2 separate regions of the Homo sapiens genome follow, and region 2 is linked to region 1. Evidence: chromatin contacts called from ENCODE Hi-C data. All regions are on one chromosome and are shown on one strand. Each heading gives the region's core, a stretch centred on a gene start or an enhancer-like site at or near the end of the contact. The rest is flanking DNA. Distances are from core to core; before and after follow the strand shown.

Region 1 (4,070 bases), core at 956-3,455:
GCACCTGGCCACCTATGCATGGCCTCTGCTGGCCGGGTTGACAGTGAGCACGGAGGGCCATTGGCTGCCGCACCCTGTCTGTCATGTGCGACTGCCCAGCTGGACTCTCTTCGGGCCCTGAGCTTCCGGGAACCCTGTGTCCATCATCAGGGCAGAGTAGCAGCCCCAGGTTACAGGGCAGCAATAAAGCCCACATTCTGGAGTTGAGATCAGACGATCTAGTTCCACCTTTGATTGTTTTTCTGTACAAATAGGAATTATGTACATGCAAGGCTACAAATTAGATGGCAAAATCAGCCAGAGCGAGAGGTTGGGGACAGGCAGAATTTCCCCAGATTCTGGTGTCTCAGCGACGTGCTGCAAGTTCCCAGCGCAGGGTCCCTGTGGAAAGGAGGCAGCAAAGGGATGTCGTGTGCCCAAGAGGAGTCCCCTAAGACCCCCAGTTCAGGTGCATGATGCTCTGTGTGGCTAGGGCCTGTGGAATCCAGTTCAGCCACCCCTCATTTTTTCTGCAGAAAGCCACCCCTGCAGCAACTCGCTGGCCCCACCTGGAAATTATAATTTAGGCCTGTGAGCAGCTGCACACACTCATAGGCTGTTTCTTTGCAGAGATTTGATTCTGCTGTCCACCTGCTGAATGTGAAGCTGACTTTGTGGAGGTCCTTGTTCCTCTTTTTAAACCACACTCAGGGAGCAGTGGAGGGTGAGGGCCCTGGGATGGAGCTGAGCTCCTGCCTTGTTTACTTCAGACCCCAGCACAGTGTGTACATTGGGGAGCAAAACGAAGGTCCCCTGTTTCTTGGAAAGAAGTTCACTTTTAGTTCATGATACGAGAATTCTCTAACCATCACTGGGGTCTCAATTTTCATTCATTTTATGCTGCATATTTTGCATTCAGATGTGATAAGCCAAACAGATAAAAAACAAAATAAATTCACTGTTGTGGCTGGAACCTGAGTGAGTGAGGAGGGCGCAGGGTCTCACTCTCACCTCCTCGGGGTTCTTCCCCACAGGGCAGAGAGCGCACAGTCCCGGAAAGTCCTGCCATGAATGACAGCAGCCAGCAGGAAGTCAGACTCTACCCACTGTGCTAGTGAGGCCAGACGGCTAGTTTCAGCGCCTTCAGCTGTGGCTTTTCAGAGACGTGGGCCCTTCATCTTCTACTTCTGAATCCACTTATATATTTTACATTTTTGTGTGTGTATATATATATATAATATTTATTTTATGCTGGTTTGCTTTTTTTTTTCCAATGGCAGACTTCAAAAAGGGCAGACTCGTTCAAGAAAGATGTTATATCACTGCATGAGATATTCAGGAAGAACTAAAGTGTTATTTTTGAGAACCCACTCTATGCCAGGTACTGTTCTGGGAGTTTTACATGCGTGGGTTCATTTATTTCTCACAACCACTAATCCAGGTAGGACCCCCTCATTCTACATAGGAGGGAACTGAGGCCAAGGACGGGTGAGGAGCTTGTCTGATGCCACACAATTAGAGTGACGGTGATTAGAACTGATTTTGATGGTACATTTCTCTTGTACTTATGAAAAGCAGATACGAATCTCTAGTCTGTGCTTATCTCATCTTTCTTGCCTCCCTCTGTCCCATGCCAGTGTCCAACCAAGCCTTTCTTGGGCCTGTAGGGCTCTGACCCAGGGTCTCTGGACTGTGCACTCTTGTGTTTCAGGAAAATATTTCCCTGAGTTCATAAAAGAAAAATTATTTCTTCCTTATGTGTTAGTCTAATGTCAGGGTTCCTGATGACTGGCCACTTTGCTTCCACATGGGGATTTGGGGGACCCAGGCTTCTTCTTTGTAGCTCCACCAGCCCTAAGGGCCTGCAGTTAGCTGTGGGGGGAAAGAGACTATGAAAGAAGCACCTGCTTCTTTAAGGTACACCATCCAGACACACTCCATTGGCCAGGGCTAGTCACATGACCACACCTGCCTGCAAGGAGGGCTGGGTAATGTAGTCCCCACTGGGAGGCAGCTGAGGGGAGCCCCAGTCTATGGCAGGAGCAGAGATTTCTGAAAGCTGTTGGCTCCCTCTGCCCTGGAGGTAATGCTGAAATTTGACTTTGTGTATAACTGATGTGTGTTACCTTTGTCATGTCTTCAGAATAAACTGTGGTCATTCTTTTTCTTTCCTCCTCTGGTATATATATGGACTAGTTCATGGGCCTTATTAAAAGACTTGTTTGGAGAGGAAGGCGCTCGGTTACATTGGAGAACTGGAGTGGTCTGGAGTTCCACGGTGTAGTGGACCAGAGGCCACCTCTCCTGGGCTTCTCAGTGTCTCGCCGGCGGGGTTCGGCCTGAGCTGGATAGACATAGCCCTTGGCGGATTTAAACAACCTAAACATTAAGCAATACAGCTGCCTCAAACCTTTGGGATTTTCAGAATGACTGACACTGCCGAAGCTGTTCCAAATTTTGAAGAGATGTTTGCTAGTAGATTCACAGAAAATGACAAGGAGTATCAGGAATACCTGAAACGCCCTCCTGAGTCTCCTCCAATTGTTGAGGAATGGAATAGCAGAGCTGGTGGGAACCAAAGAAACAGAGGCAATCGGTTGCAAGACAACAGACAGTTCAGAGGCAGGGACAACAGATGGGGGTGGCCAAGTGACAATCGATCCAATCAGTGGCATGGACGATCCTGGGGTAACAACTACCCGCAACACAGACAAGAACCTTACTATCCCCAGCAATATGGACATTATGGTTACAACCAGCGGCCTCCTTACGGTTACTACTGATAGAAATGTTGGCAGCTTTTAGTAAAAGCATTTACTCTGTTACCATGAGAAAAGTTTGGGTGTCTTCTGTTGGTCATAGTTTTACATCTGATTTTACAGAATGGATTATTGATTTTTTGGAAGTTGAGACTTTAAAAAAAATAGATCTTACTTGCGAAATGCGATGGTTGCTGGGAATACCTGAAACTGTGGATTATATTGCTTGACTTCTACCTCAGAATCTTCTTTGTTTCATGACTTAATAGTGCTTTAAGTTTGGTATATTATTTGACCTCTAGGAATTCTTTGTTTTACACAGAAATAAAAATTTTAAAATAGAAAATGCTTTTACTTTGTAAGGTAAGAGAGTATCCATATGCTTAGATGTGCTCGTTTCTAAAATTCTAGAGGTTGATATAATCAGCTCATGAATGCACAGCTATGCTTTTTGTGATAGATTGTACATAACATCAGCAGTTGAAAGGTAAAACAATTGCTTTTTTTTTTTTTTGCATTTGTTAAGTGACTATGGTACTTTGTGATTCCTTAATCTATAGATGAGTCAGCTCCACACTTGAGTCTCTTTTTAGAGGGAAATCAGTAATAAAGCTGTAAAATAAGGAAAAAAAAAAAAAAAAAAAAAGACTTGTTTGATGTCATGTTTGAGATTTTCTCTTTAACCTTAAAAGATCAGCCTGGACAATTGCACACAATTATAAGTAAATGTGAAAATTAGGTTCTGTAATTAGGATGGCAGTAAACATAGTGGAGAACCATAACTAATCAATACAGACATGTCAGCAATCCTCGATTCCTTAATCTTCAAGAGAAAAAAAGTCATAATGAAGAAGCTAAAGTTGCTGAAGATGTGAGACTGAAAGTCCATCCCAGCGAGGACGGCTTCGTTTCCCAGCCCCGAGTCACTCACTACCTCTTTTTCACGTAGCCAGAGCTGCATCTTTTTTCATGTATTTCAGGGCATTCTGGCTAGAAGGAAAAATGTGTTACTTATGATCTTCTTTTGAAACTCGAGCTTCCTGCACCCCACATCGTTGTAGCAACATCGTCACCACACGTGTGCTCAGCACTCAGAGGTGCAAAGATGACCAAGAAGCTCTCGGGTTTTCTCACACTAGTTGCTACAGCAGAAATCTGCTGTGTGTTTTGAGACATCTTGGGAATGACACACCAATGTGCCACCCCCTCGGGATCTTAAAATAGGTCCAGATTGAATCTTTAGCTAATGTTGTTATTGTAAACCCTGAGTTCCACCAAATGTTTCTGAGTTTCTGGACCAATATTGCATTTCAAATAGATCAATCATGGTCT
Region 2 (4,070 bases), core at 908-3,407, 1.2 Mb before region 1:
ACAAAGGTTAACATTTTGTTATTGTTTAAGGAAATTTATCAACATTTAGTAGATCTGCATAACTCAGTGAATCAATATTTTCCTAATAATCAACAAGAGGGAAGAAAATCACACGTGAGTAAAAGAACCATTCAAAGTGCAAGGCAGACAAATGTTTTTCTTTTTTGAGATGGGGTCTCACTCTGTCACCCAGGCTGCAGTGCAGTGCAGTGGCTCCTTCATAGGTCACTGCAGCCTTGACCTCCTGGGCTCAAGCAATCGTCCTGCCTCAGCCTCCCAAGAAGCTGGGAACACAGGTATGTGCCACCCTGCTTGTTAATTTTTTTTTAAATTTTGGTAGAGACGGGACCTCACTGTGTTGCCCAGACTGGTCACAAACTTTTGGGCTCAAGCAATACTCCTGCCTTGGCCTCCCAAACTGCTGGGATTACAGGGATAAGCCACTGTATAGAGTATGAAAAGTATTTAAAAGAATCTTCCAAAGGAGGACAGCAGAAATGAAAATAAAGTAAGTTCAAACTAGAATCCTTGACACAACTGGTTTTATTCCCAATGCCTCTTAAAAAGAATCGTTCCATGGGTGGCAGGAGGGGTGTTTTCATGGTGTGATGCACCGTGACTTGTTATTCAAGATGTAGTCCAGTGTTCCATCTATCACGTTTTATACCTTTCGAAAAAAAAAAAAAAAAAAAAAACCGAAACAACAACAACAACAAAAATCATTCCAATTAATGGCATTCACAGCAACCTGGATGGGACTGGAGACTATATTCTAAGTGAAGTAACTCAAGAATGGAAAACCAAACATATGTTCTCGCTCCTAAGTGCGAGCACTTATGAGGATACAAAGGCCTAAGAATGACACAATGGACTTCGGGGACTCGGGGAAAAGGGTGGGAAGAGGATGAGAGATAAAAGACTACTAACTGGGTTCAGTGTACACTGCTAGGGTGATGGATGCACTAAAATCTCACAAATCACCACTAAAGAACTTACTCAAGTAACCATATACCTCTTGTTCCCCAAAAACCTACAGAAATAAAAAATTTAAAAAAAAATTCCAAGTTTTTCCCAATGAAATTAATGTAAAAAGTGTAATGTAATGTAACCTAATAACTCATTAAAAAGCTCGTGTAAAATCATATTATTGAAAAACAAATGTTCTTTGCAACCTATGTAAAATCATGGTATACTGTATGAGCATCTAGGAGTCTGCAGCACTCAGAAGTTTATTTGGATAATAATAACAATATTTAAAATAACATATTTGAAAGATATGTCCTCAATCTATGAATTTTATACTAAGCATGTTTATAAGAGATTATAAAACTTAAAAATACAATGTTTTTAAAACAGTGGATAGTGTCTGAGAGTGACCATATTGTTACTCCCATTTCATTTTCTCTACTTAACATACAGAACCGAAGTCAAAGAGGAGGAGGGAAACTGGCAACCTCAAAGCTCAGTACCAAAAGCTGGTTAACAGTGAAAAAATTGACAGAATTTTTGTTGGTTCTCCTATAAAAAAATCAGGAACTAGAATAATAAGTAGACCACAATGGAAAGTACCACTATGAGCAAACAAGAATAAAGAGAAAGCAAATTCTTGGAAGAACCAAAAGTTTTAAGTCTGCAAAGAGCAGAAACCGCCTGATTTTCCTTTAATAGAACATGTATGAACTCAAGCAAGAGAACTTGCTAGGATTCTGAATAGAACAGCCCACTGCACCACTCAGCCAATAAAACACCCCCCAAACAACAAACAAATGAGCATTTTTTTCACGGATCATAATGTTGGGTCAACCTTTCTTCTATTCTGAAAATCAAAGGCACTTTCAGGTGGAGTTTTAGGAGGCAAGGCACGACTTCCTAATTTGGAAACAACCTATCCTGCTGTTGTTACTATAGTCAGTGGCAGAGCTAGACTAGAGCTAGCCTCAACTGCAATATGTACTTTTCAGCCTGCTTCCACCCTACCGAAGAGGAAGATGGTTTTTAAAACACCCACAAAAAAGTCTGAATATTCTGTGAAAATGGTCTTGTCCTGTCAGCCTAGGTCAGTCAGGCACTAATAAACTTCAGGAAGTTTGAAACTGCAGAAACTGAAAAAACAGTGCCAGCAAGTCCAACCTGTTCATACCTAGAGTTAAAGGAGACAACTCCAGTTTATGGCTGTTGTCCTGGTATAATTATTAATAGTGCCCACTTGTACTCACAGGGTTCCACATAGCCACTCTAACTACAAAGGAGTGACGCTTACAAGGTAAAGCAAGTTGTGTATATTCAGCCTAAAAACACAGCAAAGTGTAAACATGTGCAACCAAGGTTGACATTGCTTATTTTCTGTAAGCCATACAATTTTAACATTAAATTTCTTGTGAGCAAAAGCACAAAAATTTTGGCTCTTTTCCAGCCATAGTAAACTATTCCATTTCAGTTCCTCAAAAGAGTTTCACTCATGACATACATGCATAAATTTGTAAGTATAAAACTTCAAATTATCCTTTTTGGAAATACACTGGGAAAATACCTTCCTGCTTGTATTTGAACCACCTCTCTATATGCTTATTCTCACTTTATTAAGCACATTCACTTTCTAAATTAAATTCTAATATGGTTTTGGTCAATCACATATGTCAAAATGATTAGTGAATTTTATGTTCTTATGGTTGCTAGAATAAAATCTCAACCAGATGACTTCAGCTAGGCAAAGATCTCCCTTGCCACCTCTCAGCCTGCTTTAGCCCAGTTACACACAACGAGAAATGTTCAGAAAAATCTTCTACTCATTAACAAAGACGGTACAATTCTTAGAACACGCACACTCCTGCTATGAACTCCCACATAGAGAGACACGAACTGGAAGCCCACCGGTAGATTTTTCAGGCCCTATCAGCACATCAGCGTTAGCCAACTCCGACATGCCCAGAACTGGTTAAAGGGTCTGTGGGATTTGGCACACTGCTCAGTATCCAACTTACAAGTGTAAATGTAGGTCAGACAGATACATTTGATCTCTGTCTTAAGTATCTACAAGGTGAATGGGTATATCCTATATACTATCAGCCAGAAAACTAACAGAAATAGCAAACATTTGAACAACAGCAGAAATCAAGACTCAATCTAACCTGAAAATAATTTTCAAATGAGTTCAGTCTCATATGTTCAATAACTGCTACCTGCATATACATTTTATTTATAATAAAGAAACATGTTTATATCAAAATAAATGCTATCCTACTTATTAGTACACACTGTCTGACATTACACCAAAATTCAAGTCTGGTAAAACTGTTTATAAACAAATTAGTCTATGCTACCAGATTAACCAACACCTAGAAATAATGCTTTATACACTACAATTGCTCAATCAAATCCTTAATGACAATCATAAACGTTTCTTAAGCTTCTCACCAATTTGGTATCATATCCTAATCATTTATGATCCCTGTTTTTCAAGAATATGAAAGACCCACTTCTGCTAGTCTGCCACTATTAATTTAACCACAATCACAGTTTGATAGTGTTATAAAAGTCTACAGTTATAACACTTATTTTCCATCAGGTCTGCAAATTATGTAAAATAAAATTATTTTTCACTGGCAGGAAGACAGCAAATTGAAACTAGCCTAGATGTAGTTTCAACTTAAGATGACTCAACACTGTTAGATAAGAGCTGTCCCTCAGACTTACAAGAACACACCGAATCAAACATAAAACGTAACCAGTTATTAAAGGAAATAAAAGATTTTTAAAAGGTTATAACCACCAATGAGATTCAACTTATCAAAAATAAAAAATAGGGATGCCTATAAATACTAAAAATACATCATTGGCAATCATCCATCTCATTAAAACATCAGTCACCAGAAACAGATCTTCAGCAGTACCAATATTTAAAAATACAACTATTGACAGCCAGGCACAGTGGCTCATGCCTGTAATCCCAGGACTTTGGGAGGCCAGGCAGATCACCTGAGGCCAGGAGTTCAAGACCAGCCTGGCCAACATGGCAAAACCCCGTCTCTACTAAAAATACAAAAGCTAGCCAGATGTTGTGGCACATGCTT

Evidence for each region. A loop is a pair of places that touch in the nucleus more often than their neighbours do. Pooled maps may share reads with other maps.
Region 2: a loop to region 1 is called in a pooled map, with 7 times the contacts of the local background. The contact joins the enhancer-like site here to the promoter of RAMACL in region 1. A Hi-C loop is called at or near these places in 2 of 37 single-sample maps with no recorded cell type and 4 of 50 pooled maps.

The regions. Positions count from the first base shown.
Region 1 is chr6:166,584,813-166,588,882 of GRCh38, reverse strand. RAMACL (RNA guanine-7 methyltransferase activating subunit like) reads left to right here and starts at 2,205. Exons shown (of 1, transcript NM_001395999.1): 1 at 2,205-4,070. The coding sequence starts at 2,406. The coding sequence ends at 2,762. The region is part of intron 1 of RPS6KA2 (ribosomal protein S6 kinase A2); the gene reads left to right. RefSeq lists an enhancer at 265-314 and a silencer at 1,863-2,002.
Region 2 is chr6:167,831,083-167,835,152 of GRCh38, reverse strand. All of the region lies in intron 1 of AFDN (afadin, adherens junction formation factor), which reads right to left. Among named protein-coding and RNA genes, the nearest start is that of AFDN, 6.2 kb to the right of the region's middle. Within about 2 kb of position 2,157, at least 4 of the 41 ENCODE cell types and tissues checked have a DNase peak (open chromatin) inside an H3K27ac peak, as active enhancers do.